Regions from separate parts of the Homo sapiens genome. Here regions 1, 2, 3 and 4 are each linked to region 5. A link is a contact called in ENCODE Hi-C or POLR2A ChIA-PET data. All regions are on one chromosome and are shown on one strand. The core of a region is the stretch at or near the end of the contact, and the rest is flanking DNA. Distances in the headings are between cores, read along the strand shown. Region 1 holds the start of HACL1 (2-hydroxyacyl-CoA lyase 1). Region 2 holds the start of RBSN (rabenosyn, RAB effector). Region 3 holds the start of FGD5-AS1 (FGD5 antisense RNA 1). Region 4 holds the start of RFTN1 (raftlin, lipid raft linker 1). Region 5 holds the start of RAB5A (RAB5A, member RAS oncogene family).

Region 1 (2,700 bases), core at 145-2,644, 4.3 Mb after region 5:
CACCTTCTGCCATGATTGTGAGGCCTCCGTAGCCATTTGGAACTGTGAGACCATTAAACCTCTTTTTCTTTATAAATTACCCAGTTTTGGGTATTTCTTTATAGCAGTATGAAAATGGACTAACACCGTCCACATATGCAGGGAGGCAACCACTTCACTCTCCTCTGCTTGGGGTGGGGTTGAGGGGTTGAGAAAAAGAGGGGAAGACCTTTTGAAAAGACCCAGGACTACAGTTTGAAAATGTCTGGGTTTAGAAATCGTTTCACTTCCAGTGCTTCTCACTCATTTCACTACCCATGACCCACTCCCCTCTCATCTCTTTACTGTCCACTTATCACTGTTCTTTTTGCTTAAAATGACTCCAAATCCTCAAAAAATTAAAAGTTCCACTGTTTATTACAATTGGAAATTTTATGTTTATTGTCACTGAGCAGAGGGTCTAATGACTCCAAGGCAGTAGTTTCAGATATTGCACATTGCAAACGATTTTCACACAAAAATGTTTTAAAAGGCTATCGGGTGCAGGGCTGGTTGTAGGTAGGGACCCAACCTAAGAATTATGAAACGCCATAGTTCCTAATTTTGGAAAGATATTAGCGGAGAGTAATATGGATTAGTAGCAAGGGCTGGAGAAAACAGTGCTCTATACTACCTTCAAGGTGCTCTTTTCATCGCTTGTGACCCAATGGCTGAATAGTGGGTAGGAAACAGGATTCAGGATCTCAGGCACGGTCTGGATCTACTGACTCTGAGCGTCATTTTATCTCTTGCTGGGGTACACATCTGCTTCTGGATTTAAGTAACGTGCGCTACAATAATTTAAGGACTATAAAACCACAAGGTTATGAGAGCGTAAACCACAAAGCGTGTAAGTAAATGCCTAGAAAACGCAACGCGGTAGCACAGCAGCAACGCACAAACAGCCCCAGCAAACGACGCGCGCCGGGCTTCCCAGCTCCCGGCAGCCTTTGCGCAGCCCTCCCCAAGTCCAACTGGGCGCCCGGGGCGGGGTCTGGACCGCACGCCCTTACCACACCCCCTCCGCGCCGCACCACGCCCCCTCCGTACCTGCTCTTAGCGCGCCTTCCGCCCTGAATATGCGCATGCGCCATTCTCCCTTTACAGCCCCGAAAACGCTCCAGCTGGCCGACTCGGAGACAATGGCGAGAGGCCTCAGAGTTCGGCTTCTTACCTGCTTTGCATAGGCAGCAATCTCCTGCTAGTCCCGCCTCCCTCTGGCATTCTGGCGCGCGAATGGAGGAGCCGAGAAGAGAGCGCAGTTCTGATTGGAGAACGCGCGTGTTTACATTCTCACCTCTCCCGGGAAGTGGACGAATTTAGACCGCCTCTTCCTTCCCGTTGTTTAAGGCAGTTGGTTGCCCTCCTGTCCGTCAGAGGTGCAGTACCAGAGGTGGCGTGCTGCCGATTTCGCGTTTGCCTTGCTGGATGATTCCGCTTGTTTGCCGGCTGCGTGAGTGCTTAGAGCTTTTCGGTGGAAGATGCCGGACAGTAACTTCGCAGAGCGCAGCGAGGAGCAGGTGTCTGGTGCTAAAGTCATCGCTCAGGCCCTGAAAACGCAAGTACGATGGACCTTCCTGGAATGAAAGGCTCCTACGGAAGCTGGCGGGGACCGCGATGTTGTCTTGGAGACGAGTAGAAATGGGCGATGGGGGTCGGGGGGTTTTCCTTTTAGCGCCCGGGAGGGAGGGAAGGATGTGGCGATATGGTGGGGCCTTGGGAGTTTACTCCCCTGTTCTTCGTTCCTCAGGATGTGGAGTACATATTTGGCATCGTAGGCATCCCAGTGACCGAAATCGCCATTGCTGCCCAGCAGCTAGGCATCAAGTACATCGGGATGAGGAATGAGCAAGCGGTGAGTATGGACTCAGGTGGCTGAATGCGTTACTGGGAATGATCAGTAATAGCGGTAGGTATGCATTGCAAACACCCAGATAGCGCTTACCACTCTTCTGCTACTTTACATATATCATATCAATCACTGTTGAATATTAACTGTTGTTACACCAAGTTGACAGATGAGAAAAGACACAGGTTAAGTAAAACTTGCCTTTGGTGACACAGCTGGTAGTAGCAGAGCCAGGGTTTGAACCCACGTATTCTGGGTCTGAGTCCATTCTCTTACTACTATACTGTATGTCATGATTGGAATGGACAGTTTATGAGTAAAGTCTGACTTCCCTATTAGGCTACAAGCTCCATTAGAGCAGGGATATTATTTCTTCACGACACATCTGTACCCCCAGTGCTTAGTGTGGTGCCTGCATAAGAAAGGTGTTCAGAGATTACCTGTGGGATAAATGAGTGAAGGCCAAGGCTTTGTTGTATGATTGGTTCGGGGCAGGGTGGAGGATATCACAAATGGTAGTGCCTTGATGGAAACTCAGATGGCTCAGATCCTAGCCTGATGCTTTTTCCACCACATCATGCTGCCACCTTTCTTAGAGGCTTATTTGGAAGCAGGATAAGGAAGATACGACGTTTTGTCAATCCACTTTAAGTGCATCCTCTGCCAATCCACCTTGCTCTTCTCTCAGTAGTGCGGGCTTGAAAGGTCAAGAATCCACTTCTGTGATATCACATACTCTCAGTCCAGCTGAGGCTAAATATTCCTGCTTTACACTCCCACCGTTGCCTTCTAATTTAAATTCTTGCCTCCTCTTGCCCAAACAACTGCCTGGC
Region 2 (2,700 bases), core at 102-2,601, 4.8 Mb after region 5:
AGACTTTCAAAAGGGTGGTTTTACTCCCAAAGTCCTGGCTTTTGGGACCTAAGGCAGAAGCTAGTGATGGAGACGGGGAGCTTGGCATGTTGCTTTGCTTCTGACAGGTTAGGAAGCCTCTTCCTTGTCTCCATCAGTAAACAAAGGGAAGTCATTATTCGCTCCTGCAGATGTTGTAACGTTAAAAAAAAATTGGCCATCAGATTGAGAGAAAAGGCTAAGTCACTGGAGCCAATTTCTTTTGTACAGATGAGAGAACTCAGGCGAAGAAAGGGGAAAGGACCTGCTCAAAGCCACAAAGTAACGTACAGCCAGGGCTAGAACCCAGATCTCTAGACCCCTAGTTCACTGCCCTTTCACTGGTGATTGCTTTCCAAAAACTCAATGCTCTCCAAGTCCGGAGCCCCATGTCCTTAAATGGAAGGTGATGGAGGCTCAGTGCTCCTGTCCAGAGACCAGGTGGGGAAGACTTTTTGGAGGCAGGGAAAGTGAGATGGGCAAAGCCAATATGCAGGACACCCTCCTACCTACCTACCTACCGTGCAATTACCTCAATCTTCACAACACTGTGAAGCGGAGACTATCATTATCATCCCCATTTTACTTCTGTAAAAGGGGGCCAGTAACACTGCAGGGATGTAAACGGAGGCCCAGGATCGTCCCATCGTCCCATCGTTCTCTGCAGCTCTTGCTCCTAGAGGCTGGCTATTGCTAAGGTCCAGAACGTGTGCAGGGCACAAAGCAAATAGGTCTCCGGGACTGGGATGAGGTTTTGCCTCTCTATACCCCGTGGTACCCAGCACAGCGTAGGCACGGGGTAGGTCCTGGCTGATCAATCGTCCTGCCTTTTGAAAATGCCATCTTTTCCACAGGCTTGGCCATGCTGTACACCCCGGGATACACCTTCTCATACCAAGTCTCCACTCTCATGTGGTTCTATTCTTGGACTTTCCATCGCCTCCACGTCCCCTGAATATTTTTTCTGTCTCTAGCTCTCAGGAACTTTGATTCCTTGGCTGCCTTATTCTTTGTGCACTTTGGTCAAGAGCCAAAGATCTACTGGTCTCAGCTTTCCCACCTGTACAAGGCGGTGCAGAGCCATTGGCTGGCTTTGACGCGCTATTAGTTCGAATTCGGGACGTAAGAACCGCACAAAATTACCGAGCCCCACTTTCTCTCCGCTCCCCACCATCCCCTCCCTCGTTCGGAAAGCGCCTGCGCAGAAGCCGCCGGCCCGCCCTCCACTATTCGAATCCGTATCCGCCCTTTTCGCGCCCTCGAAGACTCGGCGCTCGACAGGCGTCTACCAGCTTGTCTTCCGGTTTCGTCGCCGCCGCAGGCGCACCTGCCGAGTTCCGAGCGACCGATGGAGATGGCGGCTGCGGCTGAGTGACGGACGGTGGAGGCCCAGAGCCCGGGCCTGAAGGGGGGGACAAACCTGGGTGCCCGCAGGAGCCCGGCAGGGTACATACAGAGGGTCAGGCCCAGTCTGGGGGGCGGGGACACGACTCCTCCAGAACGGAGACGGGCGGGCCGTGTGTGGTTGTGGTGGGTGTGACGTGAGAGGTGGGAGATGGGGCTTTCAGGCCGTGCGTTTCGCTTGTGTGTGCCTTTGATGATTGGGCTCTGTGTGGTTGTGCGGTTACGCGGGGCGTATACACTTGGGTTTGGTTGTGCAGCTGTGGGTGGAGTGGGTGGGTGCTTGTCTCCCGAGCGGTTGTGTTTGATTCTCTGGTTGTGTAAAGCTGAAGCGTTTGTATTCTGAGTTCGTGTGGAGATGTTCGGAGTGTTTTGTGTGGTGTCTGTGCGATGTGTGACGTTGTCATGTCTGCTTCACGGGATTGAGTCGTTCGTGTTGTGTGTGGTCATGCGATGTGTGTATAATCATGTTAGTTATGTGGGTTGTGGTTGCGATCGTGAGGCCGGGTTGAGTGCGGCTGTGGGATGTGTCGTCGATGCGGCATGTGGCGGGGTGACATTCATGCTGGATGTACGGCTGCAGAACATGTAGCTATATTTATTTTTTTTATTTTTATTTTTTTTACTTTTTACGTGATTTAGAGTGCGAGGGGCTTGCTTATGTGTTCAGTTATGGTTGTGGGGTCCAATTCGGTGGTTGTGTTAGATTTCTTTATGGTGTATGCTTAGTTATATGATTTTGGAGTTCATTCATTTCTTCGTTCATTCATGGAGCTTTATTGTGCTGCTTCATTGTGTGTGCCAGGTACTGTGCTAAACCCTGGGGAGACGGCGAAGTGGAAAACATATAGAGTCTGTGCCCTCCCAGATTTTACAGTCTTACTTGGTCACTTCACGTATGTACCTGCGGTTATAAATTGAGATGAGTGCTGTGAAGGAGAAGTCCATTCTGATGCTCTGAGTAAGAGGCATTTCTTTTGAGGAAGTGAGGTTTGGGTTTGGGCTGAGGCGTGAAGGGTGGTTGTGTGGCATGGATGTGGTGGGCTTTGTGTTATTTGTGGTCGTTAGGGGTGAGTGCATGGGAAGAAAGGGAGCTGTCAGAGTCAGCATCAGATGAACCACTGGCTGGGGAGGGAACAGGCCAGACCTAGGGCTGCTATATTCCAGTGGAAAAGTTATGAAGTCACTGGGTTTCTTAACTAGAGGGAAAAAATAGGGACCTGGTGTCTCATTTGTTTATTTTCTGAGTTGCTGCCACCCTTCAGCTTTGAGGACCAGGCA
Region 3 (2,700 bases), core at 82-2,581, 5.0 Mb after region 5:
AATAAATAAATAAATCATATTCACATGTTTGAGGACCAGTGTCTTACTTTTTTGTATTCCCAGCCTAGCACATAGTGCCTGGAGTATTCGTAGCACTCAGGAAATACTTGATGAACTGAAAATGTATATAAGAGGCTGACGAAGGATTTGAATCTGGAAGTAAAGTGAGTTTCTGAGGCCCTCCTCCCAAGTCATGTATTCATCAGTAATTCATATGAAGGCTGTATTTTCCTCGACTTTCTTATTACATTGAAGATTTGTTCCTCACTACCGTTGCTATATTTCACAGCCTTTGGCTTGGAAACAAAGTGGGATAATGGACAATTACTAGTTCCAACCAACTCTCCAGCCACAAGCAGCCAGTTCTCGATCACATCAAATGCTCTTCCTCCAGGGCCGTTACACGGGATGTCCTGTCTGGAATGCCATTCCTCCCTTGGGTTCCTCTGTTCAAACATCACTTACTCAGAGAGGCCACCCTGACCATTCCATCTAAATTAACGCCTCAGGTCTTCTTCAGCAGGTCATTTGGCTTCTTTTCTTTCACAGAACTTATGACTCTCTGGAATTATTTGTCTATTCACCCCCCAGCCCCCAACTCTAGTGAGGGCAGGGGTCTTGTACAGCTGGTTCTCCAGATGTGTCCCCAGTGCCTAAAAAACTAAGTCAACATGTATTCAGCGAACGAATGAGAAGAGAATCACTCCCGAATTGTGCTCTCTCAAACCCCAAATACCCTTAACGCTTGCCTCTCCTGGTGGCTGTAATCCCATTTTTAACAATAACACCATTTTCAAGTGACTCTGAAGCTCGCAAAGTAGCGTTGCCTCCATTTTCTGAGTAGAGCCCCACAAACAATGCTCAGAAGGGAGGTCCGGCCTGGCAAGAATGCGCATGCCCCCCATTTACAGTCGATAAAATTGAGCCTCATTAGGGGATTCGCCAAGGCCGCTGCGAAATAACGAGCAGGAGCCCTGAAAAGTGTCCTGGTTCCGAAAACCTCTTCCCACGAGAGCGCATCGTGGACTCGAAATGCTTCATCACCTTTATTACTATTGTTCCTCAGTACTCATTCGAGACGCGTTCCAGGCGGAGGGAAGCAGCCCACCTGCTGACCCAAGACCAGGCGCCGGCCTCTCCACCCGGCCGCGCCCCTCGCGCCCCGCCCCCGGCCCCGCCCCCGCCGACCCGGCCCCACTCTTCGCCCCGGCCTCTACTCCCGCCCCGCCAGGGCTCCCGCGCCCCATAAGGACCACCCTCTTCCGCCTCAGCCAATCAGCAAAGCTTAGGGGGGCGGTGCCACAGGCCCCGGCCCTCCTATCTGGGCGCCAATTAGCCAGCCCATCCGTCGCTCACGAGGTCGCGCCTCGCACCCGCCTTCCTCCTTTTCTTTTACCCTCCCCTTCAGAAAAAACGGCGGTTGGGCTGCGACGGCCGCCAAAGGCGGACTAGAAGCGGAGGGGTGAAAATCCCGGCAGAGAAGGAAGAAGGGACTGCAGGCGGGAGGAGGAGGAGGATAAGGAGGAAGGGAGCCCGCCCAGCCGGAGCCATCTCCGTCGAGAACAAAATGGCGGCGCTGGCGGAGGGCCAACTATAAGGCGGGGCCGCGGCCATTCCCCCTCCACCCCCACCCTTGCGCCGGCCGGGCCGGTCAGGGGGAACCCGCTCGCTTCGCCCGGCCGCGGGCGGGGAGGGGAGGGGAGCGGCCCGGCCCACTATGCAAAGCGCCGGGCGCCGCCGCCGCCACCCCGTGGCAAAGGTAAAAGGGTCGGGTTCAGCCGCCGCCGCGGCGCCTCCATGTCCGCGCGCCAGGCCCGCCCCCTCCGCCGCCGGCCCGAGCCCGCCCGACCCTCTTTCAATTTTACCTCAGGATTTGGCGCCAAAGCGGCCTCGAAGCGGGTCCCGTGTCTGCGGCGGGCGGCCCCCGGCGCGGAGGGCAGGGCGCGGGGAGCCCGGGCTCCCGGTGTCGGCGGATGGCGGGAGCCCGGGGGCCGCGGGCTCGCGGGGCAGCGGGCGAGAGACGAGACGCCGAGGTGGGAGCGGGGTGGCGGGGACGGGCCCGGGGGCGCCGCCGGGGTCGCGGAGAAGGGGGGGTTTGTTATTGTTTTTGTCAGTGAAAGGTCAGAGTTCGTGACCCCGGTGCCGCCGCCGCCGCCGCCCGCGCGCTGGTAGGAGGAGGGCGAATGTTCTTCTTCCTCTTCCCAGCGCCAGCCTCGCCGCCGCGGCGGGGGGCGGGCGAGAACGCGATTGGCTGAGGCGCGCGCGCGCACCGGAACGCCGCAGCCGGCGCTCGGTCCATCCGGCCCGTGGGCTGTGGGGCCCCGGGCGGCGGCGGCTACGTAGCTGCCGCCGGCCTTGGCCGCGGCCGGGCGGGCGGATATGTGGCTTAAATGGCGCAGGCGTCGGGGCCTAGAGGCTGAAGGGCTGGTCGTCCTAAAAACTCGTGGACGTCGCGCACGGTTACCCGGACGCAGGCCCGCCCCTCTGGGGAACCGCGAGCTCCTCGCAGCTGGGTGGGGACCGTCCTCGCAGTGGCGGCCTCCACCCTGCCTTCTCGCTTAGCCAAGGCTTCTGGAAGGCTCGCAAAGTGTCTGTTGTTGGAAGAAGCCGGGCCCTGACTGGCGCGACGGATTCTCCCAGCCGCTCAGCAGAGCGTCTGTAGGTCGGAAGTGGGGGTTGTATTGGGTGGGTATTGAGCTC
Region 4 (2,700 bases), core at 42-2,541, 3.4 Mb after region 5:
GTGAGTGTGACACCAGGAAAAGGTGGGGTGGAAAGGGAAAGGAGAAAAACAAATAAAAACAAAACAGTGGTGAGGGAGGGGGAGCAAAACAGAACTAGAAAGGCTATGGAAAGAGAAAATAAGGAAGAAAATCTCTGAGAAGCTGTGGTAACAGGAAGAGTCCCTGAAAACAAAATAGTGCTTCCTTACTTGCTGGAGGAGTGTTATTAGTGCCAGAAGGACCTCATCGAAACACTGCTGGGCCCCTAAACCAGCCCTCCACCCTGTGTGCTCCAGTGCTTAACTTTGCCCACACAGGGTCTTCTTTGCCCAATTAGAAAATGGAGATAATTAATTAAATTATCTCACCCTTCTTGTTCTAGCCCCCTTAAAATAATGATAATAGCTAAGTTATAGAGTGGTTGCTAAACACTTTACATATAATAACCCACGAAGAAGTGCCATGTGACAAATAGGCGCAGAGCAGTTAAGTCACTTACCCAAAGTCACACAGCCAGTAAGTACTAAAGCCAGGAATCCAACCCTGATTATTTGACTTTAAAGTTCCCCCTCTTAACCCCTACACTGTAATTCTGCTTGGTTTAGTTTTACGAAGAAAATATTTTCTAATGGCTCCTTGCCTCACATCTTCACTTTACTAATGCAGCCTGGTTTACTAGTGCTTCACTCTTTATATAATTTTCTCCCTGGGTGCCTCAAGTTGCCACGCAAGGTGATTCTCCAGATCTTCTCAAACCTCTGGACATCTTAAGTAGGTAGACCAAGGGATGGCAACGGAGACAGTGGCATTACCCTTCCCTGAAGCACTAACTCGCAAGAGAGAATTTCAGCAGCACCTGAGATGTTTAGGGATGCTCCCACCTGTGGAATGGGGTCGAGAAATGGTCCTCTCTCAAGTCGGCCCCAACCCCACCCCCAGCCATCAGCACCTTGATGGCAGTCGCCCTTTCAGCATCCTGGCTCAAATCTTGAAGGATCCTTGTCTCCCAGGCGCTCTTCCTGACAGCACACAACCTTGATTAGGAGGGGCTGGGAGGGAGGATCGATGAGCCCCTGACCCCTGGGTTCTGAGGCTGCCAGGGTCGCTTGCAGCTCGGCCGCGTGGAGGTGACCGGGCGGAACTCCGAGGGGGCGCGGGGAGAGCTGGGCGGGCCCACCGCTCCAGCGGCTGCTGTCAGGGGCCGCGAGGCTTTCCCTGAAGATGCAGCGTAGCATATTTTGCACATGAGTTCAGAGGAAGAGGAAGTGTAGCCGGCGGACGCGCGGCGGCGGCGGCGGGGGCGCGTCGGGGCTGGAGCCGGAGCGCGCCGGGCGCTGGGCGCAGCGAGCGAGAGCGCGGCGGCCGCGGGCTCCGGCGAGGGACAGACGCACCGATCGCCGGAGGGACAGACACACGACCACGCGGCGCCACCGCCCACGCCTCCACCCACCGGCGCCCAAGTCCTCCCCGCGCCGCCTCCTCTGTATGGCACAAACTTTCCTCCCGGGACGGAACACGCTGCCTCAGGGAGCCCGCGACCGCGCCTTCTCCTCCGCCGGTCCCATACGGTAGGCGGCGGGGGGGGCGCGACAGGGCTTGGGGTGTCGACCGGCACAGGCCCCTCCGTTTGGCCCCATGGACCGGGTCTCTGGCGGGTAGTGGGAACCGCGCGTGGCGCCTCCCTGCAGGTTGCTCTTTGCCGGGGCTCCGGAGCTGCCAGAGCAGCACCCCCTGGCCCGCGTCGGATGGGGACCTGGGCTGATCCTTGGGACGCCTGGATCTTGGGCCAACTTTTTTTTGCGGGGAACGGGTGTAGGGGAGTCATTCCTGGAGCGATGTAGGGAGAGGCACTTCGGAGCAGCCTGTTGGGGGTCGTAGGCTCTGCAGGCTCAGAAGCGCCTAGGAAGGACGCAGAGGTGGGGGAGCTTGGAGGCTACAGGTGGGTCCAGGACACACTGCCGCTGGGGTCCTCGGAAAAGAACAGGAGGGAGCTGGTCGCGGAGTCCAGGTTTCCGGGGTGCGCGCGGCCTGGGTGGGGCAGGGTGGAGGCGGTGCCTGACTGCCCCTCTGCGTGTGCCCTGGGAGGTGGGTTTGCTCTGGGGACAGAGGTGCTGGACGTGTAGGAGCAGACATGCCGCGCGCTCCGAGGAAGCGCCGGAACCACCAGAAGCACAGGGACGCGGGTGCCGAGAGTCCCCAGCACTGAAAACGGGGATCTCCTCTTCTGTAAGGGATTTTCTTCCCTTGTCTTAACCCACTTCTCTAGACTCAAGGGACGCCAGGATGGATATGGGTCTGGGCGAGGAGGAGGTGGTTGTGTATTTCGGGAAGCCCCGTTGTCAGGCACGCGCACCCCAGTCCTAGGCCAGGGCTGGTGCCCTTCACCTCCGGTGTCGCTGCCTTTGGCAGCAAGAACCGCGTGGAGGCCAAGGTTGTAGAACCAGGCACGCTCCCTGCTGTCTGTCTGTGACTCTGTGCTTGCCCTCAGCTGCCCTGTGTGGTTATGGGTGATCCCTAGGGACGCTGGGTGGTGTCAGTGAGTTTCTTCGGGGGCTTAAAACAAACAAACAAGAAGTACTTTTTTAAAAAAAAAGTCTGGCTCAATCTCTGTCAGTGGTCACCCCAGTTTCCAGCAACTCATGTGCTGGAACCCTTGTAGTCGGTACAGCTGTTTCAGGAGCTGGGCGCTCAACTAGACTAGGCATCTTCCAACCCCTGCC
Region 5 (2,700 bases), core at 196-2,695:
TAATATACATTTGTAATCTTTTGAAAATAACTGTTATTCATTCTATAGTTAAAATCCTTCTAAGGGTTCTTTGATCAAAAAATTGACTGGGCACTTATTTTGTGCCAGGCACTGTTCCATTTACTTTGTTTATACAAATGCTGAGTTATCACTTCCATTTTACTTTAGGAATAAAGTTTATGAGCAGTCTTGAGTATTCCCAGAGGTGTACAAGTGTTTTTTTCTTATTATGTGAAAGGCAACTGATTGAACGCTTTGATTCCATTTAAGCAAGACAAAAACCAAGTATGTGAACTATGACGTTCAGAACTTAACAAGTTTGAAAGTCTCAGAGGTAAGCAGCTTCCAGGGAAGATAACGCCAGAGCAAGTTCCATGGTCTCTACCCAGTGAAGGAGTTCAGCGGTCCTGTTATCTTGAATTTATTTAACGCTGTAGTTCACTACCTTCCAAACAGAAAACAAGTCTCTAGACAGCCTATTTTGACGAGCCTCCCACCCACCGACACTACTCATCTTTGGAAGTTGAAGATAGGCGGAGCTCCCCACATTGACACCTGCAGTAGGCCCAGGTTCCTGCTTGGAGAGCACCTGAGTAGCTAATAGCCAACTACAGATCGCCTGGATAAGCAGCACTCGCCAGGTCCCTTGGCCTTTCCAACCTCCTCCCCCGAACCTGCCTTGCTTTGACCGAGACCCCCAGGACTGCCAGGACGGAGACCAGGCGGAACCGCGGCCTCCAGTACACTTTCCACGGCGCCATCTTGAGAAGGGAAAGGGTGACACCCGTCGCTCCCTCAGTCAGTCCCCAAATCCCGGTCTCCAGAGCCCCTGGAGGATGAGTCACCAGGGCTGGCAGAACAAGACGCCGGGTTCGATAGTTCTCTGGTCCAGGGCACTGCTGCGCGTGAGGGAGAAGGGGTGGGGGGTCTCAGTACCGGCAGGGCCGCGGACAGGCTGGGGACCGCGGATAACCTGGGGTCCAGGCCCCCGCTGCGCAGGAGGAGGGGCGGTTCGGTTACCTGAGACCGCAGCAAGCCGAGCTGCGGGGCCGAAGCTTCCTGGCAGCAAGGCCCAGGCGTGGCCCGTAGGATGAGAGTGTATCTATGGCGGTGGTGGTGGCGGCGGCGGCGTCGCCTGCTCTTAGCGCCGCTCCCCTCACACTGGACTGTGCGGGGCTCGTGCCGTGGTGCCGCCCCTGTCGGGCTCCGTCTCCGCCTCTCGCCGCTCCCCCTTCCTCTTTCCTTTCTCCTCCTCCGCCGCCGCCGCCGCCGCCGGCGCTGGAGTTCCGACTAATTCTTCCTCCTCCTCCTCCCTCTGCCTCCTCCCCTAAGGCCAGCCGCCGGCTCCTTCACGAACCAAAACACAAACACTCAAGTCCCACCGCCGGAGCCACTTCCGCTGCCCGGTGCCGGCCCCGCCGCCACGTCGCTGCACGCAGCGAACTGCGCCACTTCGTCACTTCCCATCATCGCCAGTCCGCCTGCTCCTTCCGCTTCCTCGCCCCTTCCCGAATCCCTCCCCGCCTAGGTTTGTTCGCGGGGCGGGGCGAGGCAGGATGTCACGTGACCCTGCGAGTGGCTCAGATCCGAACTGGCCGCCTTTCTCCCCTTCCCCCACCCCAGGTACGCGCGGCCACGCCCTCTCCAGCGCCATTGTTATTTAGGCTGGGGGGTCTCTGGGCTCCTGGCGGCCGGGGTCGGGGGAAATTCCTTTACTATTCTTTGGGGGAAGATCAAAATAACTTGTGTTTTTTTGTTTGTTTTTTGTGCCCAGCCCTTGTGGGAGCGGCGAGGTTCCCTAACCCCAATCCTGGCATCTCGGCTAAGGGGCTTTATTAGAGGGAACTTGTCTAGCACGAGAGAACCTCCTCCCACAAAATGGCCCTGGGGTTGGGTAGGTCGGTAAAGGCTGCTAAATCGCATTTACCCCAAGGAGGAAGAAAGGACCCTCCCTATCCCAAAAGCCGCCTTTAGGCGCCTGACAATAAGAAGTCGCTTCTGTTAAGAGTTTACGTGGTTTTGGTAGGGGGCGGGGAAGGCCAAATCCTAAAATAGTGTCTGCCTTTTATTCAGAATTTCCCTTCGCTCTTTACTGTACTAAACGCTTTACAGGAATTATCCCATTGAATTCTTACACTCGAGTCTTTCATTCTGAAACTAACTTGTTAATCGTCTGTTCCCTACATTCGAATTTTAGCTCCCCTTGGTGGTCCTCACCGCTGTAAATCTATGTCTAGCCCAGTGCCTGGCAGCCAAGTCTTCAGTTCTAGTTGTAGATGTTTTATAGGTAAAGAATTTGAGACACAAGAGATTGAGTAACTTGTCCGAGATCACGGCTGTGTGGTGCAGAAGCTGGATTCTGATCTGCGGCGGGTTGGCTCCAGAACGTGAGTTGTTGAACACAATTCTGGTGAAAGACAACCCAAGATGTTCGTTACCCTCCACGGGGGACCTACTGAAGATGTGCTGCTTTAGTTGAATCCCACACCACATTCAGTCTCTGGCGAGGCTTCAGCCACCACCCCCTCCCCAGCCTCCGCCAAAAAAATTGTTTTGATAATTTAGTGGAAGAATATTAAATTGATTTTCCTTCAGAATAAAGGCTACTTTTCAGTTTGCAGTTTACAATGTATAGCTCTGTTGTAAGGGCGAGAATATTGTCTTTGAAGTGTACCGGGTTAAGGTATCTTATGGGCGTAC

The links. A loop is a pair of places that touch in the nucleus more often than their neighbours do. ChIA-PET counts read pairs that join two places held with the same protein, here RNA polymerase II (POLR2A). Pooled maps may share reads with other maps.
Region 1: a map of CD8-positive, alpha-beta T cell shows a loop between it and region 5 (16-fold over the local background). The contact joins the promoter of HACL1 here to the promoter of RAB5A in region 5. A Hi-C loop is called at or near these places in 2 of 168 maps with a recorded cell type or tissue (CD8-positive, alpha-beta T cell and naive thymus-derived CD4-positive, alpha-beta T cell) and 8 of 50 pooled maps.
Region 2: a loop to region 5 is called in a map of CD8-positive, alpha-beta T cell, with 16 times the contacts of the local background. The contact joins the promoter of RBSN here to the promoter of RAB5A in region 5. A Hi-C loop is called at or near these places in 3 of 168 maps with a recorded cell type or tissue (CD4-positive, alpha-beta T cell and CD8-positive, alpha-beta T cell) and 5 of 50 pooled maps. POLR2A ChIA-PET finds 5 or more read pairs at or near these places in 1 of 52 experiments (CD4-positive, alpha-beta T cell).
Region 3: a loop to region 5 is called in a map of CD8-positive, alpha-beta T cell, with 18 times the contacts of the local background. The contact joins the promoter of FGD5-AS1 here to the promoter of RAB5A in region 5. A Hi-C loop is called at or near these places in 3 of 168 maps with a recorded cell type or tissue (CD8-positive, alpha-beta T cell and naive thymus-derived CD4-positive, alpha-beta T cell) and 7 of 50 pooled maps.
Region 4: a map with no recorded cell type shows a loop between it and region 5 (15-fold over the local background). The contact joins the promoter of RFTN1 here to the promoter of RAB5A in region 5. A Hi-C loop is called at or near these places in 2 of 37 single-sample maps with no recorded cell type and 7 of 50 pooled maps.

The regions. Positions count from the first base shown.
Region 1 is chr3:15,600,263-15,602,962 of GRCh38, reverse strand. It overlaps HACL1 (2-hydroxyacyl-CoA lyase 1), which reads left to right and starts at 1,394. Exons shown (of 17, transcript NM_012260.4): 1 at 1,394-1,580; 2 at 1,769-1,873. The coding sequence starts at 1,500. It overlaps BTD (biotinidase), which reads right to left and starts at 1,218. Exons shown (of 4, transcript NM_001370658.1): 1 at 1,069-1,218. RefSeq lists a silencer at 946-1,005 and an enhancer at 847-1,489.
Region 2 is chr3:15,097,799-15,100,498 of GRCh38, reverse strand. It overlaps RBSN (rabenosyn, RAB effector), which reads left to right and starts at 1,351. Exons shown (of 14, transcript NM_022340.4): 1 at 1,351-1,464; 2 at 2,225-2,380. RefSeq lists enhancers at 1,264-1,393, 1,282-2,146 and a silencer at 2,484-2,563.
Region 3 is chr3:14,947,072-14,949,771 of GRCh38, reverse strand. FGD5-AS1 (FGD5 antisense RNA 1) reads left to right here and starts at 1,331. Exons shown (of 2, transcript NR_046251.1): 1 at 1,331-1,759. It overlaps NR2C2 (nuclear receptor subfamily 2 group C member 2), which reads right to left and starts at 2,189. Exons shown (of 14, transcript NM_001291694.2): 1 at 1,866-2,189. RefSeq lists enhancers at 285-972, 1,327-1,526, 973-1,660, 2,349-2,700 and silencers at 1,127-1,186, 1,577-1,996, 2,017-2,086, 2,137-2,566.
Region 4 is chr3:16,512,290-16,514,989 of GRCh38, reverse strand. It overlaps RFTN1 (raftlin, lipid raft linker 1), which reads left to right and starts at 1,291. Exons shown (of 10, transcript NM_015150.2): 1 at 1,291-1,548. RefSeq lists silencers at 1,062-1,131, 1,162-1,521 and enhancers at 1,812-1,891, 2,442-2,700.
Region 5 is chr3:19,945,842-19,948,541 of GRCh38, reverse strand. It overlaps RAB5A (RAB5A, member RAS oncogene family), which reads right to left and starts at 1,445. Exons shown (of 6, transcript NM_004162.5): 1 at 1,021-1,445. It also overlaps a transcript of EFHB not described here. RefSeq lists enhancers at 161-760, 807-856, 1,377-1,426, 1,288-1,457, 1,383-1,552 and 1 more.